Linked DNA regions of Homo sapiens: region 2 is linked to region 1. Evidence: chromatin contacts called from ENCODE Hi-C or POLR2A ChIA-PET data. All regions are on one chromosome and are shown on one strand. The core of a region is the stretch at or near the end of the contact, and the rest is flanking DNA. Distances in the headings are between cores, read along the strand shown. Region 1 holds the start of LINC01993 (long intergenic non-protein coding RNA 1993). Region 2 holds the start of BIRC5 (baculoviral IAP repeat containing 5).

Evidence for each region. Hi-C counts contacts between places; a loop is a spot of excess contacts on that map. ChIA-PET counts read pairs that join two places held with the same protein, here RNA polymerase II (POLR2A). Pooled maps may share reads with other maps.
Region 2: a loop to region 1 is called in a pooled map, with 2.8 times the contacts of the local background. The contact joins the promoter of BIRC5 here to the promoter of LINC01993 in region 1. A Hi-C loop is called at or near these places in 1 of 37 single-sample maps with no recorded cell type and 2 of 50 pooled maps. POLR2A ChIA-PET finds 5 or more read pairs at or near these places in 6 of 52 experiments (AG04450, B cell, Panc1 and 3 more).

What each region holds. Positions count from the first base shown.
Region 1 is chr17:78,276,947-78,279,958 of GRCh38, reverse strand. It overlaps LINC01993 (long intergenic non-protein coding RNA 1993), which reads left to right and starts at 1,467. Exons shown (of 7, transcript NR_073178.1): 1 at 1,467-1,515. RefSeq lists enhancers at 934-1,767, 1,768-2,601.
Region 2 is chr17:78,212,698-78,215,709 of GRCh38, reverse strand. BIRC5 (baculoviral IAP repeat containing 5) reads right to left here and starts at 1,457. Exons shown (of 4, transcript NM_001168.3): 1 at 1,283-1,457; 2 at 921-1,030. The coding sequence starts at 1,393. RefSeq lists an enhancer at 811-1,712.

The DNA.
Region 1 (3,012 bases), core at 218-2,717:
TTTTCATCTGCTGGGATATCCCCAGCCCCTGGAACAGCCCAGGCTCATAATAGACACCGAGTTTGCAGAATAAGTGAATGAATGGGAGACTGAAGGAGTGAGCTTGCTTGTACACAACCACCTCTCAGAACACACATGCATCTGTCTGCACCGGTCTGTCATTTTGAATTCTGGGGCAGGGAGGAGTGCCATTGATTTGCTTCATTCATTCGCCTGGTGGTGTGTGTCCCTCCCTTTTGACTATAGCTTACCTGGCATGCACCTTCTTCCTCACTGCCCCAAGGCCTGACCTGGAGTCCGGCCTGCCATAGGCGCCCCTGCATTCCTGCTGATGACCAGAGGGCTTCAGTGGTCTTGCCTGGAGAGAGTGACCAGTTGTGGTTGGGTCTCATTTGCATGTGCTTTGCATAATGCTTTGCATAACCTCCTACAAGCCACATTGAGCAGGGAAGGTGGGGTGCAGAGAGGACTGGCCCTGGGGCCCCCTGAGAGCTGACCCCTGCAGCAGATGTTCTGGGGTTTGGGGCTCCTTGGGGACCAGCTCCACCTGGTGCCAGTCTCCCCAGGCCAGGTTAGGGGTGCAGATCTGGACACAGTGAGGGTGAGGGTACAGGCTTCCCTCGCCAGACGCGGCTTCTCCCTTCCTCTCCCTGGGAAAGGGGAGGCCTCACTGCAAGCCCCAGGAACCTGCCCCAAGGCCCTCCGAAGTTCAGGCCCTGCCTCCCTGCACTGAAGAGGCTGGGGTTGGGGGGCAAGTGTCACCCACGCCTCAGAGTGAGCCCTAGATCTGAGGAGAGACAAGATGGGGAGGAGGGGAAGGGGGTCAGCTCAGAGGGCAGCCCTGCCCACTCTGCCATGTCCCAGCTTTCAGACGTGGCTGAGAGGACATGAGATGCCCCGCTCCCCGGAGCGGGTCACAGAACTCGGGGTAAGTTTCTGGTCTGCCTACCTGGCAGATGCCCCTAGAGAGTGGCCTCCCCAACAGCACCGACCACCCCAGGGCAGGTGGGGAGCAGCGTCCCCCACCCCATGACCCCGGCCAGCCTGGCCACCCTGCTGGGCCACATGGTGCCACAGGTCAGCAGGGGTCTTCAGGCCATGTGAGGAAGGTGTCTGGGCTGGTGGCCAGGCTGGGTGGGAGGGGTGGGGGCAGGTGGAGCTGGGTGGGTGATTGGGTGACCTCGACCCCTCAGCAGGCTGCACCAACCCTGGCTGGAGCTGCCACTGGCCTCAGCTTCCCTTCTCAGCAACTGTGACCTCAAGCAGCTGCTGCACCTGTTGGGTGTGGGTGAGCCCGGCTCTTCTTTCCCTTCCAGGGGAGGAGTCAGCCCAGGAGTCAACTACGAGGTCGGGGAGGGGATTAAGGAGCTGAGAACAGGAGACAGCAGAGGGGACAGGCTGTCTTCAAGCACAGCTGGCACCTGGGGAAAGCCGCCTCCTCCCTCCCACTGCCCCCACCCCCGCTTGTTACTGGAAATGAGGAGAGCCTCCCAGGTCCCAGCAGAGCTGCTGCTGGTAAGTCCCTTCCCCAGCGGCCCCTCCACCCCTCACAGGCCCAGCTGTGCCAGCCCAGCCTGGGCCCTACTCCCGGCTCCTGCTTTAGGTGGTCTCCTGTGGCCTGAGGCCCTGGGGGTGGGCAGGGGTAGGCACCCAGGCCCAGAGGCTCTGCGCCTGTCTCCAGGCTTCCCTGCTGCCTGGGCTCTGTGGTGGGAGGCGGGGTTGCAGGTGAGGGGAGTCCTCCGTAATCAACCCCGGTTTATAGGAATTGGGGCCCCAGTGCCCAGACTCATGGGCCTCCAGGGGAGCAGGTGGGAGGCTCTGCCCAGCCCACCTCCCTCTGAGTATGGATCTGAGGTCACACACACCTGGCTGGAAGTGACTTATCCTGTGAACCTCAGCGTCCTTACCTGTAAAAGGTAACAAAATTCTCTCTTCCTCCAAGTGGCTGAGAAAGGTAGAAAAACAGAGTAAGAGCAGCTGGTCCCAGCCCCGTGAGCACCGGCCGGGACCCCTCGGGTGGGATCCCATCGTACCATCTCTGCCCATGATCCAAGGAGACCATTTCAGAGAGGCTGAACAACATGCCGGGCTCAGGGCACGGGGCAGGCTTTAGTTTTGCCACAGCCAGCCGGCTGGTGAGCAGGGGCGGGGCAGCCGTGGGCCTGGAGAGTGGGGGCGACTTCTTCCTACCCCCTCCCAGAAGGAGAAAGCCCACATTTTTAGGTACCACAGCAGCCCTTTTGGGCAACAGGCTTCCCCTTTTTTTTTTTTTTTGGAGACAGAGTCTTGCCCTGTCGCCCAGGCTGGAGTGCAGTGGTGTGATCTCGGCTGACTGCAACCTCCGCCTCCCAGGTTCAAGCAATTCTCCTGCCTCAGTCTCCCGAGTAGATGGGATTACGCCCACCACCATGCCCGGCTAATTTTTGTATTTTTAGTAGAGACGACAGGGTTCCACCATGTTGGCCAGACTGGTCTGGAACTCCTGACCTCAGATGATCCACCCACCTTGGCCTCCCAAAGTGCTGGGATTACAGGTGTGAGCCACTGTACCCGACCCTCTTTTTTTAAAAAAACCTTTTAAGTTCAGGGGTCCACGTGCAGGTTTGTTATATAGGTAAGCCCGTGACATTGGGGTTTGTTGTACAGATTATTTCAGCACGCAGGTACTAAGTCTAGTACGCATTAGTTATTTTTCCTGATCCTCTTCCTCCTCCCAGCCTCCACCCTCTGATAGGATCCAGGGTCGGCTGGTCTATTCTATGCAGATTCTTAGAAATATCAACTGAGACCGGGTGCGGTGGCTCATTCCTGTAATCCCAGCACTTTGGGAGGCCGAGGTGGGCGGATCACCTGAGGTCAGGAGTTTGAGACCAGCCTGGCCAACATGGCAAAACCCCGTCTCTACTAAAAATAACAAAATTAGCTGGGCATGGTGGCACCTGTAATCCCAGCTACTCAGGAGGCTGAGGCAGGAGAATTGCTTGAACCTGGGAGGCGGAGGTTGCAGTGAGC
Region 2 (3,012 bases), core at 208-2,707, 64 kb after region 1:
TGCAGTATAACCACCATAGCAAACATACTAAGAAAAAAAACAGCTACTCTCTTCTGGCCAAAAAGAAAAACAACTGGGGTGATTCTCCAGGGGAAAAAAATTAAAGCTGTGGAAGCAACTGAATCCGACAGAAAAAAAGGTGAGAAAAGAATATGGCATTACAGTGTGGAAAGACAGATACCATCCGAGTACAGAATTTCATTGTCATTAACTAGGCATCTTGAAGAAAAAAATCCAGAACAACACTGAAGTATATGCTTTCTTTCTTTTTTTTTTTTCAATTTTTTATTTTTATGACGGAGTCTCGCTCTGTCGCCGAGGCTGGAGTGCATTGGCACAATCTCGGCTCACTGCAACCTCCGCCTCCCAGGTTCAAGCGATTCTCCTGCCTTAGCCTCCCGAGTAGCTGGGATTACGGGCGTGCGCTACCATGCCCGGCTAATTTTTGTATTTTTAGTAGAGACGGGGTTTCGCCAAGTTGGCCAGGCAGGTCTTGAACTCCTGACCTCAGGTGATCCGCCCGCCTCAGCCTCCGAAAGTGTGAAGTGCACACTTTCAAAGGGTAATTTTTGTGCTGTGTAGGTTATATTTCAATTAAACTGTTTTTTAAAAAATCTCAAAAAAAGCACTTGGACGTTCCTGGGAGTTCACAACAACAGGGTCTGCTGATGTATTCTGTTGAACATGAAAGGCATCAGGCATCTTACGTCCACCCCAAGGCATTTTGGTCAAATGAGATTTAATTAGGTTGTAAGCATCACCAAGGCACCAGCATATAGAGAGGTATCCGTTCACAACAGCTGTTTAAGAAGCAATGAGGGTGGAAAGCAACCCTCCCATACTAAGTGTCTTTGCAACTCAAATCTTTTGACAACTCAGTTCAAAACAAAGCCCATCGAGGCTGGCCAGAGAAGACTTACATGGGGTCGTCATCTGGCTCCCAGCCTTCCAGCTCCTTGAAGCAGAAGAAACACTGGGCCAAGTCTGGCTCGTTCTCAGTGGGGCAGTGGATGAAGCCAGCCTCGGCCATCTGCAAGGGACAGCACAGCTCGTGAGTGGACGTGGCAGCCCGGAACCCCGAGGCCCAGCCACAAAGGCCTCGATGGGGACAAAGCAGGGAGGGGAGGCCGGCCTGGACCCAAGGGGCCCAGCCACAGTGGCCTCGCTGGGGACAGGACGGGGAGGGGAGGGCGGCTTGTACCCCCGAGGCCCAGTCACAGTGGCCTCGCTAGGGACAGGGCAAGGCGGGCGTGGGGGACCCCAGGAGGCCGGGCAGTCTCACCCGCTCCGGGGTGCAGGCGCAGCCCTCCAAGAAGGGCCAGTTCTTGAATGTAGAGATGCGGTGGTCCTTGAGAAAGGGCTGCCAGGCAGGGGGCAACGTCGGGGCACCCATGCCGCCGCCGCCACCTCTGCCAACGGGTCCCGCGATTCAAATCTGGCGGTTAATGGCGCGCCGCGGGGCATGTCGGGAGCGCACGCCCTCTTAGGCGGTCCACCCCCCGCGGCCTTCTGGGAGTAGAGGCGGGGCGGCGCGGGGTGTGCCGGGAGTTGTAGTCCTCCCGCCGCGTGGCTCTGCCCGTGGTCGCGGTGCACCCAGCGACGCCGCGCCAGCTCGTCCCTGCCCACACCTAGCGCCCCCTCGACTGCTTTCAAAGAACGCGTGCAGGCCGGGTGCAGTGGCTCACGCCTGTAATCCCAACACTTTGAGAGGCCTAGGCAGGAGCATCACTTGAGTCCTGGAGTTCAAGACCAGCCTGGCCATCACGGTGAAACCTTGTCTCTACTAAAAATACAAAAATTAGCTGGGCGTGGTGGTGCATGCCTGTAATCCCAACTACTCGGGAGGCTGAGGCAGGAGAATCGCTTGAACCCGGGAGGCAGAGGGTGCAGTGAGCTGAGATTGTGCCATTGCACTCCAGCCTAGGCAACAAGAGCAAAACTCAGTCTAAAAAAAAAAAAAAAGTCAGACAGGAGAGCTTTACAGGGTGCCACCTCTGCAAAAAGCATCTACTCCAGACGGGCATGAAGGACAAATGAACAGGGGAGGGATGGAGTGCAGCAGACATCGCTGTCCCGGCGAGTACATCGTTGACTGCACGACCTGGGTTTCCAGGAGGGCCACCTTCTGGAGTCAGGGGCCAGGGACTGGGCCACTACCGTGATAAGAAGACAAGGGAGCTGGGGAAAGCCCAGTGGAGGGTGGGGGCCTGTGCTCAGGGCAAACTCCTCCTTTCCCTTCGCAAAGCAGGGCGTCCCACCAACAGTAAGTCCTGCAGCCTATTAAAAAAAAAATCAGTGTGTCCTCTGCTTTGGAACAGGGTGTTCTGGAGTCACTTCTGGAGCTGGGCATCACATCCACTCACTTCTCTGGTTCTATGGCCAGAGATAAGAGGCCTGGCCTTATTAGCCCTCCAGCCCCACGCAGGCCTGGTGCCTCCACTGTCTTTTTCATTTTGGGGTTTATTTATTTATTTATTTATTTTTGCAACCTCTCCCCACCCCTCCCACCCCGCCCCCATTCTTTAATACAGTAACTTTTTATTTTGATGTTTATTTATTTATTTGAAACTGAGTCTCGCTCTATCGCCCAGGCTGGAGTGCAGTGGCATGATCTCAGCTCACTGCAACCTCCTCCCCGCCACGGGTTCAAGCGATTCTCCTGCCTCAGCCTCCCGAGTAGCTGAGATTAAAGGCATGCACCACCACACCAGGCTAATTTTTGTATTTTTAGTAGAGATGGGGTTTCACCATGTTTGCCAGGCTGGTCTCAAACTCCTGACCTCAAGTGATCTGCCTGCCTCGGCCTCCCAAAGTGCTGGGATTACAGATGTGAGCCACTGCGCCCGGCCCGATGTCAATTTAAATAAAAGATAATTGCAAGAATAGTACAAAGAATACTCATATACCCTTCACCCAGATTTTCTGTTTATGTTTTGCCTGTTTCCTTTAACATTCACTCTCTGCTTCTTCCTCCCTTTCTCTCCTCCTCTCCCTCTCTTACCCCTTCCCTCT